Linked DNA regions of Homo sapiens: region 1 is linked to region 2. Evidence: read pairs that join two places in POLR2A ChIA-PET (ENCODE). Cell type or tissue: IMR-90. All regions are shown on one strand. Each heading gives the region's core, and the rest is flanking DNA. Links, peaks and the distances in the headings are about the cores only.

Region 1 (8,338 bases), core at 316-8,315, 63 kb before region 2:
TTTGGGGAAATACATCTATCTATGTATTTTTTTTTTTTTTTTTGAGACGGGGTCTCGCGCTGTCACCCAGGCTGGAGTGCAATGGCGCGATCTTGGCTCACTGCAACCTCCGCCTCCTGGGTTCCAGCGATTCTCCTGCCTCAGTCTCCTGAGTAGCTGGGATTACAAGCGCGTGCTACCACGCCCGGCTAATTTTTGTATTTTTAGTAGAGATGGGGTTTTACCATGTTGGTCAGGCTGGTCTCAAACTCCTGACCTTGAGATCCACCCGCCTCAGCCTCTCAAAGTGCTCGGATTACAGGCGTGAGCCACTGCGCCCGGCCTATCTATGTATTCTTAGATCATTTTTAAAGATTCTAAATTCCAAAGTGTTTCTGAAAATTATCATAATTATCTTTGTATTGTCACAGGGGAAATCAAATAAGCTTTAATTTTCCCTACATTCTTTAGCTAAAAACAATTATATAGAATGATTTTAGTTCTCAGAGGTGGGGACATATTTTTTAGCTATCTTTTTTATCATATTTCTTTTGTTTTCTTTTGATTGTCCTAATGTTCTTCTTGAAATATTTTTATTATTAAATATAACATATATACAGAAAATGTCATAAAACATGAATGTGTAGTTTAATAGTAGAAAGTGAATACCCAATATCCACAATAAAGATCAAGAAATAGAACATTAGGCTGGAAGTGGTGGCTCATCCCTGTAATCCCAGTACTTTGGGAGGCCAAGGTGGGAGGATTGCTTGAGCCCAGGAGTTTGAGACCAGCCTGGGCAACATGGCAAAACCCTGTCTCTACCAAAAAAACACACAAATTAGAGAGGCATTGTGGTGCATGCCTGTAGTGCCAGGTACTTAGGAGGCTGAGGTGGGAGGATCACTTGAGCCTGGGAGGTGGAGGTTGCAGTGAGCTGAGATTGGGCCACTGCTGCACTCCAGCCTGGGCGATGGAGCGAGACCCTGTCTCAAAAAAAAAAAAAAAAAAGAACATTACCAACACCCCAGGACCCCCTTCTTTTGTCTCTTCTCATCATAATGCCTTCATTCTTTCCTAGGGAAAATCACTACCCTCATTTTTGTGATAATCAATTCTTTGCTTTTCTTTATAATTTTATCACTGTGTATGCACCTCTAAACAATATAACTACTTTTGCTTATTTTTAAAATGTAGATGAAATCATGCTACATGTGTATGTATTCTTTGTGTCTTGCTGCTTTTACTCAATATTATGTTTCTTAGAATCATCCATGTTGCCACATGGAACTGCAGTTCATTCATCTTCATTGCTGTATGTGGAAATATACTATGATTTATCCATTTTAATGTAGATTGACATTTGTGTTTTTTTCAGTTTTGGGTAATTGTGAACAAGATTGTTATTAATAGTCTTTTGGCTGCTATGATCTGACTTTTTTTTCATGTATCCTGTTATATATGATTATTTAAAGATTATATGATTAAGAACAAAAAAAATCCAAAAAGTTCTATAGATAAATTATTATAATTAGTAAGAGAGTGCAGCAAGGTTGTTAAAGTCAATATACAAAAATTAATTATAGCTGGGCACAGTGGTTCATGCCTATAATCCCAGCATTTTGGGTGGCAGAGCCGGTTGGATTGGTTGAGCTCAGAAGTTCAAGACCAACCTGGGCAACATAGCAAGACCCCATCTCTATAAAAGATTGTTTTAATTAACTATATTTCTATACATAAGCAACAAACTAAAAATGAAATTTAAAAAGATGAGAAAGGGAAACTTTGTCATCGATAGTTCTTTGAAATGTAAATTAATATTTAAAAATCAACAGATCCCTAAGACTAAAATTTGACAAAAGACAAGGAGATCTTTTGGGAAAAATTACAAAGCTGTAGATTATTTTAGATTTTCTATATACACAATCATTGGCACACAATGACAGTTTTCTTTCTTCCATTGCAATGCCTTTTATTTATTTGTCTTACCTCATTACTACCTTCACTATAATGCTGAATAGAAGTGATGATAGCATGCTCCTTGTCTTACATGGAAAGCTTTCAACATATCACCATGAAGAATGATGTTTGCTCTCTCTTTTTGTAAATATATTTTGTCAGATTATTCCTATCATCTATTCTTACTCAGTCTTTATCATGCACAAATGCTGGGTTTTAAACAGAGGCTTTTTTGCGTCTATTGGGATGATCATATCATTTTTCTCATTTACTTTTTTAATGTGACGAATTACGTGATTGATATTCTAATGTTATATCAACCTTATGTTCTTGGGATAAACTCAACTTGGTCATGCTGTTTTTTTTTGTATATTATTAGTTTCAATTTCTCTATATTTTATTTAGAATTTTTACAAGTTTATGGGTGAGATTATCCTATAATTTTTTTCTTATTACACCTTTATCTGGTTTCACTTTCAAAGGTCGTGCTAACCTCGTAAAATTAATTGAGGAGGCCAGGTGCCGTGGCTCACGCCTGTAATCCCAGCACTTTGGGAGGCCGAGGCGGGCAGAAGTTCGAGACCAGCATGACCAACATGGAGAAACCCTGTCTCTACTAAAAATACAAAACTAGCCAGGCATGGTGGCACATGCCTGTAATCCCAGCTACTCAGGAGGCTGAGGCAGGAGAATCGCTTGAACCCGGGAGGCGGAGGTTGCAGCGAGCCAAGATCATGCCATTGCACTCCAGCCTGGGCAACAAGAGTGAAACTCCATCTAAAAAAAAAAAAAAAATTAGTTGAGGAGTGTATCCTGTTATATATGTTCTTCTGTTCTTAAAATAATTTGTTTAAGATTGAAATTCTTGGCTGGGCGCGGTGGCTCACACCTGTAATCCCAGCACTTCAGGAGGCCGAGGCAGGTGGATCACTTGAGCCCAGGAGTTTGAGACCATCTTGGGCAACATGGCAAGACCCCATCTCTACAAAAAAAAAAAAAAAGATTGAAATTCTTGGTCTTTGCATGTTTGATGGAGCTCATCAGTGAAATCATCTGACCCTCTTACTTGTGGGAAGATATTTGATTACCAATTACATTTCCTTAATGATTATAGACTATTTAGGTTTCTAAAATTTCTTTAGTATTGGTTAGATACATTTTTCTAGGAATTTGTCCACTTTATCAAACTTATTAGCATAAAGCTATTCATTATGTCCTCCTATAACCCTTTTCACGTTTGAGCATTTGTGATGATGTCCCTTTCTCATTCCTTATATTGGTTCTTTGTTCTCAATTGTTCTCACTTCCTAATCTGAGTCCTGGGGATAAGTATAAGTAGCCAGTAGAGAAAGAAGGCAGGAGTATTGGAGGCAGAGAAGCAGCATGAGCAAATGCACTAAAGTGAATATATTTGGTATTGTTTCCGTGAAAATCTTGAGGCGAAGAACAATTTCTAATGAGGCTAACAATTAAGTAATGACAGGTCTTAAAGACAGTTTAAATTTTACCTTATAAGAGATTCAGACAACCAAAGAATTTTAACCAAGGAGAAATGTAGTCATATTTTCATTTTTAAGAATTATTCGTTAGGTACTAAACACACATATGCTAGGCATTGATGAATAATATCAACAAGACAGGTTCTCTACCCTTGGGAAGCTTACAATATAGTGGGAGAGGCAGTCATAGAAACAAATTGTAATAGAGTGCAATAAATGCCAATAAAGAAACAAAGTTTATGAGGGCAGATAGCTTACTTTGAGACAGAAGCTTGAGTTTTTTGGTGTAACTTTTGATTAGTTCCACTCAGCATCTCTAAGCATTCTCAGGCTTACATGATAGGCAAACATCTAGATCTCTTGGGAGCTGTTAAAATAGGATGGCCTGGGCCAGGTACGGTGGCTCACGCCTGTAATTCCAGCACTTTGGGAGGCCAAGGCGGGCGGATCGTGAGGTCAAGAGATCAAGACCATCCTGGCCAACATGGTGAAACCCCATCTCTAAAAATACAAAAATTAGCTGGGCGTGGTGGTGTGCACCTGTAGTCCTAGCTACTCGGGAAGCTGAAGCAGGAGAATCGCTTGAACCTGGGAGACAGAGGTTGCAGTGAGCCAAGATCGCACCACTGCGCTCCAGCCTGGTGACATACCGAGACTCTGTCTCAAAAAAAAAAAAAAAATAGGATGGCCTGGACAAGCTTTAGTACCCAATCTGACTCCTTTCTGGATTTGTTTCCCTCGACTTGTATTTTATATTTCAACAGAGCACACATAATTCAGTTTGAAAACCAGTGGTTTCTCTTTCCTTCCCTATAGGTGTAAAGAATATCCAGCTGGTGGCTACAGTTCCCCCTCTGGTTTTGCTGCCATGCATCCTGGGCGAACTACTGGTAAAGGGCCCTCTACTCACACTCAGATTGACCAGCAACCTCCACGGCTTCTCATTGTGCACATTGCTCTACCGTCCTGGGCTGACATCTGCACCAACCTCTGTGAGGCTCTGCAGAACTTCTTCTCTCTAGCCTGCAGCTTGATGGGCCCCAGCCGCATGTCCCTGTTCAGTTTATACATGGTACAAGATCAGCATGAGTGCATCCTCCCTTTTGTGGTAAGTATATCTATATTTATTCATTTTACCCTGAAAGCAAATACAGTGGTAAGGTTTCTGGAATAGAGATCACAGTTATTAATACTTATAACAATAACCGCACTACTTCTCCACACACAGTAGCCCCCGAGTAACACCATGAGAGCCAGAGGGCATCCTGCATATATAGGGGTGTGTACTGTTGAAGAGAAAATCCAAAATTATTAATCTGGGAGTATAAATAGGCTACAAGCTCCACTCCAGAGAGAGGGAGAGAAACCTTGGCATTGACAGATGTTTGAAATGTAAACAACTGACTCCTTTTATGCCCTTTGAAATGTAAACACACAAGGAGGGAAGCCTCTAAATCTCTTCTGAGGTCTCTGACTATTCAATCATCTTTTAACTTCCAAGACTTGCCCTTTAACCCAGGTACCAGTTTTCTTTGCTCAGAAAGCCCTAACTATGCAAAAACATGAAAATATTTTTTCTACATTCCACATAGACTCAGGTGAAACTGCCCCCTAGGGTTATGGAAGGCAATGGCTGGGCCAGGGGCAGTGTCTTTACAAAGCTCCTTCATACATAAACAATTATCTATGCTCCTCCTCAAAATTTCAATCTTCCCTTTCTCCCTTGTATAAAATTCAGAATCATAGTGAAGAGAAAGACTTCCAGAGGTTCTATGCATCTCCTTCCTTGAGGTAGCCTTGCTGCTAATATACGTTATCAAATGGATATAAGTCTTATTTAAGATTTCCAAAAGAGGAAATTTCATAAATCCATTGCTGAATTATGAATGTAATATATGACTGAAATCTATTTTTTTATTAATGCCTTAGTTTCCCTCATTGGAAGTGGAAAGATAACATCTCTGTTGATACTATAAAGAATGAAAATAATATATATTACTTCATGCTTCTTGAGTTAGAACATACCCTGGTTGCTTTGACAGAACCTTAGGCTTATAACAACTCATGGTTTATTTCTTGACAAAAGTCACACAGGGAAAGTTTTGAGTATAAATGCTCCAGTGCTAAGTATGGGGATTTTGTCTGTGCATTGTTACTTAGGCTGGGTTGGGGATGGGAAAAGGATAAAATTATTTAAGAAATTCAACTGATCCTTTCTACAGTTTGAGCAGAATTTGGTACCTCTATTCATTGTTTATTGCTGTGTAACAAATTATCCCAAAATGTAGTGGTCTAAATTAATAAACATCATCTCATAGTTACTATGAGTTAGGAATTCATAAGTGGCTTAGGTAGATCAGGCTTGGGGTCCCTCATGAGATTGTAGCCAAGATGTCAGTCATCTGAAAGCTTGATTGAGGCTGGAGGATCCAGTTGCAAGATGGCGTATTCACTTAGCTGTTGGCAGAAATTCTTGTTTCCTGACCACTTGGATCTCTCCAAAGGGCTGCTTGAATGTCCTTAATTTGTGGCAGCGGGCTTCTCCCAGAACGACTGATCCAAAAGAGAGAGAGAGCAATGAAGAAGCCAAAATACCTTTTATGTCTTAGTCTCAAAAGTAACATGTTGTCACTTCCTCCACATTCTGTTCATTGGAAGCAAGTCACTGTTCCACCCTAGATAGAATAACAGCAAGCTGATTTACCCTCTTGCCTCAAACAATAAAAAAAAACTGGATAAAACCTATGAAAAACACTTTTCAAAACACTGGACATCACGCAGCAAAGAACAAAGCCCCCTGGGTGATAGGAAGTCAATGAGGTGAGACTTAGAATTGTTCCAGCTTGCAGATCACCTGAGGTCAGTAGTTCAAGACCAGCCTGGCCAACATGGTAAAACCCCACCTCTACAAAAATACAAAAATTATCCAGGCATGATGGCGGCTGCCTGTAATCCCAGCTACTCGGGAGGCTGAGGCGGGAGAATCGCTTGAACCCTGGAGGCGGAGGTTGTAGTGAGCCGAGGTCGCGCCACTGCACTCCAGCCTGGGTGACAGAGCAAGACTCCGTCTCAAAAAAAAAAAAAAGAATTGTCCCAGCTTACTGCCTTGAGAAAGTTTCTAAGCTACAATGCAGAGAGGGAGAACCTAGGGGCGGGTGCCAGTGGTTTCCTTGAGTCAAGGAGATGGATCTGGGACTTCAGAGAGACCAAGGTATTAATAGCTAGAGGAGAAGGAGCTACATACAGAACTCTATAAAGACCTGAAGAGGGTGCCCCTTGAGTATTCAGCAGAGTACTGATCAGTACATGCACATGAGGAAACTACCCAAGGCCAAAGAAGGAGCCACCCTGAAGGACTAGAGACAGTGGTACCTGATACTCACAACTGGAATAGTACCTGTTCATATCAGCCAAGCTGGAAATCCTCATAATTCATGATACATTGGATAGAGGACTCACAAAGATCTTGCCTCAGTAGTAGGGCATAAAATAGCCCAAGACTTAGTACTGCTCAAGACTACCTAACATAAACACAAGATCCTAAGTGTCAAACTGTTTCCAGGTAACTTAACTATCCCAGAACAAAGCTCAAGAATATTTATAGAAATACAAAACTATGTAGCACCCATCAAGGTAAAATTCATACTGTCTGACATTCAATCAAAACTTAAATAGGTGTGCAAAGAAGCAGGAAATTATGACTCATTATGAAGAAATTATTAATTAAAACTGACCCAGAAGTGACATAAATGTTAGAATTAGCAGATGAGGACATTAAGACAATTGTTATAATCGGGTTCCATGTGTTCAAAAAGCTAAGTGGAGATATAGAAGACATTTTAAAAGTTCCAAATCAAACTTTTAGAGAGGAAAACTACAATTTCTGGCATGGAAAATACACTAGATGGAATTATTGGCAGATTAGACATTACAAAAGAAAAGATTAGTGAGCATGAAGACATAGGAATAGAAACTATCCAACATGAAACACAGAAAGAAAATAATCATTTTTTTTAAATGGATAGAACATAATTGAGCTCTGGGGCAACTTCACGCCATCTGATATATGTGTAATTAAAGTCTCCAAAGGAGAGGAACAGGGGATAGAAAAAATACTTTTAAAAAATGGCCAAAATTTTTCTAATTTTGATAAATACTCCAAACCCACAAATTTAAGAAATCAATGAATGCCATGCACAAGAAACATGAAGAAAACTACATTAAGGCACATCATGTAAAAACTATTGTTAAAGATGAAATCTTGAGGCTGGGCATGGTGACTCACACCTATAATCTTAGCACTTTGAGAGTCTGAGGCAGGAGGATCACTTGAGCCCAGGAGTTTGAGATATATGTAGAGGAAATACCTAAGACAATTATATTATAAACAAAGCAGGGGAAAGTGATATAAAGGGAGGTAAGTTTTCTACACTTCATTTGAACTGGTAAAATGTTGACACCAGTTGACTCTGATAAGTTTCTATGTACAATGTGATAATTAGAGCCACCACTAAAAAACCTATACAAAGAAATACACTCAGAAACACCATGGATAAGTCAAAATAGGGTATTTTTAAAATATTCAAATAGCCCATTGGAAGGTATGTAAAAGAAAACAAAGAAACTAAAAACAGAGGGAACAAGCAGAAAACAACAAATAAATTGGCAGGCTAACATATCAATAGTTATATTAAATGTGAGTGACCTAAAAACATCAATTAAAAGAAAGGGCTTGGCAGAGTTGATTTTTTAAATGACCCAACTATATCCTGTCTAAAAGAAACTAACTTCAAACACATTAAATGTAGGCTGAAAGTAAAAGAATGGAAAGGGATATATCATGCAAACATTAACCAAAACAAAGCAGGAGTGGATTTATTAATATATCAGATGAAACAGAT
Region 2 (8,338 bases), core at 318-8,317:
TCAATATTCTCATTTTTAATGTGGTAAATATAATTGACATTATAGTTTGGAGCATGCTGCTACCTCAACAATATCAATACAGCCTGTGGCGAGAGGAAGAGAACCAAGGTTAAATAAAGATCTTCTCGCTAGGGAGGCAGCAAATGGGGGAAAACTAAAGAACCTACAGAGATACGCCCCAGGGAGGACAACCTGTGCCCAAGACCATGTTCACAAAGCAGTTCAGGCAATTACTGAAACCGAGAGATCAATCCAGTGTTCTGGTCATGCCAAAAATATCCTGGATAATGGATACTGTTCTGCCTGGCAATTATACTTCATTCCAGGTCCCACTAGATGACAGGAATAAGGCCATTTCCATTCTCCCATCTCCTCGGAAGGCTGGCTCAGGCGGGACCTGGGGTGGCTGGGCCTGCAGATAGATGGGCCCATCTATCAGTCTAATCAGCCACACTGAGGTTGGGAAAGCTGGGTCCTCAAAGACCAGCTCCAAAGAGAAATGACCAAAGTATATCTTCTTTAGGGGTGGGAATTTGTACCCATCTTTCTCATTGAACAGAATACTGGTAGTGGTAGTGGCTACAGAGATCATTGAGGGTTGAAGAATGGATTGAACATGACGTTTACCAAAGCCCTTCTCATAAGTTTTGACACGACTCACTGGGGTTACCGCCTCCTTTGAGAGCTCTTTCTTGGCCATTGGCAGTATATTTGAGTTTTTATATATGTTCCTTTTCTTCAGCTGTAATAGAACTCTTTATGACCATTGTTTCTTTAGGACAGGGGAGGGCTTTTTGGAGGTGTTACTACACAGGATTAAGGCTTCCCAAGACCCTTTCTGTCTAGGGATGGCCGTCAAGTCTCTTCCTCTCTCCCCCATTTCAACCTAGTGCCCAGAATGTCTTTGCCAACTTAACTTGATTTTAATCTGTCTTTTCTTTGTGTAAAATATTCTTCCCAGAACCTCCTTTCCACCTCTTTTGTCCAAGGCTGATAGTACCAATTTCTCCCTGTCCTATCCTCTGGACTTCACTTATCTGTTTTCCCTACTTAAGGCAGCTAGCAACTTTATATAGAAGCTAGTGTATAGCTAACATTATTAAGCCCTGCCTCTGTGCCAAGCACTAACTTCATTTCTTGCATTATCCCATTTTATCTTCACATAACACTATGAGGCAGATACTGTTACCATATGTCATTGAATCTAAGATGCTATCAATTGTAAGGTACACCACTATTTTATGTACCAGTAAGAAAGAAAACAGGCTAGGTGCAGTGGCTTACTCCTGTAATGCCAGCATTCTGGGAGGCAAAGGTGGGAGGATCCGTTGAAGCCAGGAATTAATGACAGCCTGTGTAACATAGACCTGTCTCTACAAAAAATAAAAATAAAAAATTAGCCAGGCACAGTGGTATGCACCTGTAGTCTCAGCTACTCAGGAGGCCGAGGCAAGAGGATCACTTGCACCCAGGAGTTCAAGGTTGCAGTGAGCTGTGATGGAGCCACTGCACTTCAGCCTGGGCAACAGAGTGAGACCCTATCTCTAAAAAAATGTTTTTAATAATAAAGATTTTTTTTTAAAAAAAAGAAAGAAGACATTGCCCGTTAAACATTACACAGCTCTTTCTTGTCACTTAGAAGTAGTATTTTACCTGTATCGAGAGAGCTCTTTTAGGTTAGAGTAGTAAGTAAGGACTTAGAGTGCCTGCCTGGCCAATGGCAATTGTAAGACACATACAGAGATGAAAAAAAATGTGTCTTAGAATCAATTAAATACAATATTACCCCCATTTTCCATATGAGAAAACTGAGACTTAGAGAAATTAAGCACACTTTCCCAGGGCTGCACAGAAAATTAGTAGCAGAGCTAGGATTTGAAGCCAGGCAACAGGGCCCACTCTTAACCCTTAGGATCAGAAATCTATATTTTGTACACTTGACACTCTCAGCCCAGACAATGTCAATAAACCCAGGTCTATCTTCCTCCAGAACCTGGGCCTTTATCTACTATATTAACCTGCCTCATGCTAAGCAATTCTGAACAAAGGGGCTAGAGATTCACTTCTTTCATTAGGAGGGCTGGTGCCCTCAGAGGCCAGGAACTCCTGTAACCAGCCTTTCTTCCACTATCACATGGCATTTGCCCATGGTGCTAATCAGAATTTCTCTAGCTTCCCCTCTGTCTTTCCAAAGCTTTCAGCACCAGGATCAGAGCCAGAATATTTAACTCCATCTATAATCATTTTTTCAGAAATCTGTAGGTCTTCGGGATGCACAGTGGAACTTATATCCAGACTGCAGTCAGCTTTTCTGCTGGGGAGGTCTTCACTGGAATCCAGATGTTTAGGCACAGCTGGAATGAGGTCTGGGGAAATTAGGCCTCTTCTAGGGTGGATGTGACCCACCTGAGATTTTAAACACAATAAAGATTATGCTGGCATTATTATTTTAAAAATTGATGTATTGCCACACATGTAGATTTCTGGAGTATGGCTCACTACAAAAAATGAAAGAAAACAAAACAAAAAACCCAAGCTTTCCTCCTCTAGACTCTTTGGGGTATGCATCTCAGATGTTCACTCTGACTCCTTCTTACAAGGTTCTCTATCTGATGCCAGCTGCTTCTTTGCCTAGGGCCCTTCACCCCGTCTTTAGGTGCTTCCCTTAGAAAGGCGTTCCTCTGACAGAGCACACAGTGAGTTACACATGAGTTTCTTTTCTTGTTCTTAGGTATGGTGTCTGCCACATCTGCATCTGGGCTCTGGGTGGGAGAAGCACACCTGGTTCTAGATTCAAGCCCAGCTAAAACAGCTTTCCCAGCTTTGGGACACTCTGCTGAGACCACAGTTTGGGTATTTCTTAACCCAGGCTGCAGTAAGAATCACATGGGGAACTTATAAAAAATACCAGTGTCTCAGGGTGGGGAACATCATACACCGGGGCCTGTCATGGGGTGGGGGTTTGGGGGAGGGATAGCATTAGGAGAAATACCTCATGTAAATGACGAGTTAATGGGTGCAGCAAACCAACATGGCACATGTATACATATGTAACAAACCTGCACATTGTGCACATGCACCCCAAAACTTAAAGTATAATAAAATACCAGTGTCTGGGCTTCACCCCCAGAGACCCTGATTCAGTTGGTCTGGGGTAGGGCCCAGACATCAGTATCTTTTTCAAGTTTCCTAGATCGGGGTCCCCAACCCCTGTGGCCTGTTAGGAACTGGATCAGCAGGAGGTGAGCAGCAGGTGAGCAAGCATTACCATCTGAGCTCCGCCTCCTGTCAGATCGGCTATGTCATTAGATTCTCATAGAAGCCCAAACCCTATTGTGAACTACACATGCAAGGGATCTAGGTTGTGCACTCCTTATGAGAATCTAACTAATGCCTGATGATCTGAGGTGGAACAGTACCATCCCCCACCACCCCATGGAAAAATTGTCTTTTATGAAACCAGTCGCTAATGCCAAAATGATTGAGGATTGCTGCCCTAGATGATTCTTACTGCAACCAGAATTGAAAACCTCTGCCAGATGAACACAGCTGTCCAGTCCTAAAGCCTCAGGACCGGAAATGGAGAAGTCAGGCACAGAGGAAATAAGAGGAAGCTGGAGTCCTAGGCAAAGTCCCTCCTACTGACTTCCTGTGCTCTGGGACATGTCAGGCTGAGGGCCGTCTCACCCAGAATGAATGTCTTATTCACAATGTCTAATGTGATAAGACCTAATGTCTAGGTCTTATTCACAGGGCCCAGGAGGGCCAGCTGGATCTAACATCTGTTCTGCCACTCTATTTTTTTCTATGTTGTTTTTTACCTCATATTGCAGTTAGTACAGTCATTTCACAAGTCACTAGCATCAACTACCAGCCTTCTCAGAAGTACTCAACATTTGTATATTCACAAGTTTGTTATCACTATTCAAGCCAGGTATACGTTTTATTGAAGAACTTTGTAATATCAAGGATTTAAGCTTGTGTAACAGATCATCATACACTATGGCATATGCAGTTACCTACTGGAGCAGAAGCTTAATGCAGAAGAGTAAAATACCTAGATGAGTAACTCCTACCTAGCCTAAGCATTCCTCAGAACTGTTGTCTGATGCCACTGTGATGCTCCAAGGCCCAGAAGGTCCTAAATTCATGTTTCTTTGGGGAATTAAAAAATAAGCTATTTCAGGAACTTATTCCTTTCCCCCCACTCTGAATGTCCCTGAACGAGCCCACAGAGAAACAGTAGCAGTCATCTGACTGCCTGACTTCTGCTTTACTGCTCTTCCTTCATCTGACCTGCACTGTTGCCAAAGCTTAGCCACAAGGAAGCAGCAGAAGCAAGATTTCCTTCTGTGATTGCCAAAGGGCCTCTGCATATTTTGGCATTAGCTACCTCCTCCACAGAGGATACATGTTCCTCAGACTGGATCACAAGCCAGATGTCTCACTATGAGACAACTGCTCAGCCAGCCCAGAAGTAAAACAAGTAAAGATCATGTCAGACTCTTGAAGATAAGTTAACTTTTATGTAGAGCGATAGAGATACTATAGCTTCCAGACCTGTTCTCCCTTTCCAAACCAGTCAGGCTTTCCTCTTTCCACTCTCCTGCCTCCTCCTATCCCTTGCTTGCCTGGTAGAGATGGAATGGGTAGCAGATGTTGTCTCTTAATGGCATAGCCTAAGGTAACTTATTACCCACAATCCTTCCTCCAATTGTAGTGTGTCTGAAATGTAATCTCCTTTTATTGTAGTGTGTCTGAAATGTGATCTCCAAGAGCGACTGCTCTGCCCATCCCTACTCGCTGGCACAGCTGACGGCTCCTTGAGAATGGATGACCCTAAAGGAGACTTCATCACACTCTACCAGATGGCTTCCCAGTCATCGGCCTCTCATTACAAGCTCCAAGTGATCAAGTATGGTCCAAGGGAACCTCCCCAATCCATGCAAATGCTATTCTTAGTGGTTCTGTGGCTAGGAACTCCAGAGATAGATGGTATCTCTTAAGTGTCAGGCAGGCAAGAGTCAGTTCCGAAGTAGCAGTTACAGCTATGGCATGAGGAAGCAAAGACAGGCTACTCAGCATGTGGAGGCCAAATGTGCAGATGGTGGGAGAAGCGCTGCAGTAGAACACTCTGAGGTCTGCATGAGGATTGTTTTTCTTTTGACTCATTAAAAAGGTGTTTATCCATTTAGTAAATGTTTATTGAATAGCTACTTTGTTTAGGCATCAAGACAGAGATCCAACCTTCAAGGAGTAAGTGGTACATAGGATCTACCCCTGCCCCCTCCCATTTCTCTAAGTACTAGAATTCCTTCTTCCAGGAGAACCAATTGTAGGATAGAATTAGCAGACTAGGCACGGTGGCTCATGCCTGTAATCCCAGCCACTCTGGGAAGCTGAGGCAGGAGGATCGCTTGAGCCCAAGAGTTCAAGGCTGCAGTGAGTTAATTGAACCACTGCACTCCAGCCTAGGTAACAGAGCAAGCCCTTATCTTGAAAGAAAAACAAAACAAAACAAAAAAACACAATGAATTAGCAATAATGGCAGAGTCTGCTTCAACTCTTCCCAGTTCCTACCACTGTGCCCATGCACAGGTTCCTGAACTTTGACAATCTTCTGTGTGCTAGATACTATGCTAGATGCTGGCCATACAAAGATGCATAGTTCACAGACACTAATTTAAAAGCTTTCACAGTACTGTCTTAGAGTTAAGCTGAATTGAAGTGGATCTAGGTGGAGGTTCTAGATATCACTAAGGAGTCTTTGACTGTAATTATCTCTTCCTAGGGCTTTAAAATCTAGCGGGCTCTGCGAGTCATTGACATATGGACTCCCGTTCATCCTCAGACCTACAAGCTGTTGGCAGCTGGACTGGGATGAGCTGGAGACAAATCAGCAACATTTCCATGCTTTGTGTCACAGCCTGCTGGTGAGTACCCATGTCCCCAGGTGAAAAAGAAGAATCGTTTTTAAAGTACCAACCACAGAAAAGCAGCTAACTAACTCTGCCCAATCCTAAATCTGCCTCAACCCTCAAGAAGACAGAAAAAACTGGAAATACTCTGAAATTTGGAGTAAATATGACTTGCCTTTTGTTGGTTTCATGCTATAGAGAATAATTCCTGAATTCAGTTATACAACACTAAACTTGAAAATCCCCGATTGGCAAGCTTAACATTTAAATGGCAACAGGGAATTTTCCGTACGTACCTGTATTTTAAAACCTACTTCCTTCCTAACACTGATAGACGTTATGGTTCATTTAAATGAAGAGCATTTAGTCTATGCCAGACATTGTGTCAAGCCCTAGATATATATTCTGTAGTGACCTAAAAGACATTACCTATGACCTTAAGAAACCCACTCTCCAATGGAAGAAACAGAAATGTATATATTCTTAATTATGAGAAGTTTATAAAGGAAAAGAAAAAGCTGCTATAAGAAAGCCTGTCTATAGAAGTGACATTTAAACTAAGACCTACAAGATAAGTGAGAATTAACCAGGTGAAGGGTGGCAGGCAGAGCATTCCAGGTGTAAGGAAAGGCATGTGCAAAGACCCTAAGGCTGGAAAGAGCTGAGAGAAAAATCAAGAACAGAAAAGCCATTGTGACTGAAACAGGGAGGAAGGGAGAGAGTGACAAAAGGTAGGGTTGGAGAGGTGAGCAGGGGTCAAATCATGCAAAGCTTTGTAGGCCAAATTAAGGATTTGGACTTAGGGAAACAAATCATGAGAAATAACATTATCTATTTCAGTTTTTAAAATATTACTTGGGCAGAAATTTGGAAATGAACTCGCAGAAGCAAAAATGGAAACATGAAAATGAGCTAGGAGGGTATTGCAGTAGACTAGTCAAGAGACCGTGGTGGTTTGAACTAGAACATTGGAAGTCAAGATGAGATGAGCAAACCAATTAGAGAAATATTTTAGAATCGCTTCTTGGCCTTTTAGCTATGACCAAGTGTAGAAATATTTTAGAGAGAAGATTGTCAGAACTTGGTTGAGAGATTGGATATAGGGAGTGAGAAAGAGGAAGTATCAAATAACTGCATGGTTTCTGACTTGAACAACTAGATGGATGTCATTCCCTGAAATGGAAAAAATAAAAGCAGTCACATGAAACTAACACAACACTTAGCAAAATTAAAACAACTGCAAATAGAATGCAAGGACAGATATAGAATAAAGGTTTGACTTAGTAGGATGATCAGGACAGCACAGCAATGCATCTCTTTCACTATCAGAAGCAGACTTCTTTTTTTCCTGTTTCGAAGCCCGCACTCCCTTTTAGGTCCACCCACTGAGTTCCTGTTTCCTGTCTGAAGAACACCCATCTCCTGTCTTTGCAGAGCAGAGACAACGGAGCCGTTGTAACTGTTAGTGCCCAACAGCTCAGTTTACTATTTACTCCACCCAGTTCCTCAGAATCTGAGATGATACATCACATGGGAGGAATTTCTCCCAGGTGGCTTCAATACATTCTTACAGTATTTGATATTTTAAACATACATTGACATTTTAATACACTGCTAGAGAGGATGTAAATTTTCCGGAAAATGATACCCTTTCCTTTTGCTGGGAATGTAGCCAAAGAAGACAGTCAGGAAAGGGATGAAGATATATGTACCAGCATGTTCATCTCGGTGTTATTTACAGTGGTGAAAAATTAGAAACAACTCAAATGTCCTAAGTAGGGGAAAAGTTATAGGAACTATAACCTGGTGTGGTGACTCACGTCTGTAATCCCAGCACTTTGGGAGCCCAAGGCAGGTGGATCACTTGAGGCCAGGAGTTCAAGACCAGCCTGGCCAACATGGTGAAATCCCACAGCTACTAAAAATACAAAAATTAGCCAGGCATAGTGGCACGCACCTCTAATCCCAGCTACTCAGGAGGCCGAGACATGAGAATCACTTGAACCCGGGAGGCAGAGGTTGCAGTGAGCCAAGATCGCACCACTGCACTCCAGCCTGGGCGACAGAGCAAGACCCTGTCTCAAAAAATAGTTATAATAGGCTGGGCACGGTGGCTCATACCTGTAATTCCAGCACTTTGGGAGGCCGAAGTGAGTGGATCACAAGGTCAGGTGTTCGAGACCAGCCTGGCCAACATGATGAAGCCCTGTCTCTACTAAAAATAAAATAAAATAAAAAATTAGCTGGGCGTGGTGGCAGATGCCTGTAATCCCAGCTACTTGGGAGGCTGAGGCAGGAGAATCGCTTGAACCTGGGAGGCGGAGGTTGCAGTGAGCCGAAATCGTGCCACTGCACTCCAGCCTGGGCAACAGTGTGAGACTCTGTCTCAAAAAAAAAATAGTAATAATAAGGATGGGAAA

Evidence for each region. ChIA-PET counts read pairs that join two places held together with the same protein. Peaks named below come from ENCODE experiments on the same cell type or tissue, not always from the same donor. Only the 100,000 strongest peaks of a DNase experiment are listed, where the experiment ranks them.
Region 1: POLR2A ChIA-PET joins it to region 2 with 11 read pairs; 6 of 35 experiments call an interaction of 5 or more read pairs at or near these places.

The regions. Positions count from the first base shown.
Region 1 is chr2:74,636,243-74,644,580 of GRCh38, reverse strand. M1AP (meiosis 1 associated protein) reads left to right here. Exons shown (of 11, transcript NM_001321739.2): 2 at 4,254-4,545. The coding sequence starts at 4,306. Among named protein-coding and RNA genes, the nearest start is that of M1AP, 7.9 kb to the left of the region's middle. In IMR-90, for the core only: no CTCF peak of the experiment used is centred there; no DNase peak of the experiment used is centred there; H3K27me3 peaks cover 1,202 bases.
Region 2 is chr2:74,573,033-74,581,370 of GRCh38, reverse strand. M1AP (meiosis 1 associated protein) reads left to right here. Exons shown (of 11, transcript NM_001321739.2): 6 at 4,753-4,915; 7 at 5,792-5,933. Among named protein-coding and RNA genes, the nearest start is that of DOK1, 22 kb to the right of the region's middle. RefSeq lists enhancers at 2,788-2,887, 3,707-3,886. In IMR-90, for the core only: a CTCF peak has its summit at 4,316; DNase peaks (open chromatin) are centred at 3,690, 4,390, 5,110 and 7,450; H3K4me3 peaks cover 302 bases; H3K27ac peaks cover 3,609 bases.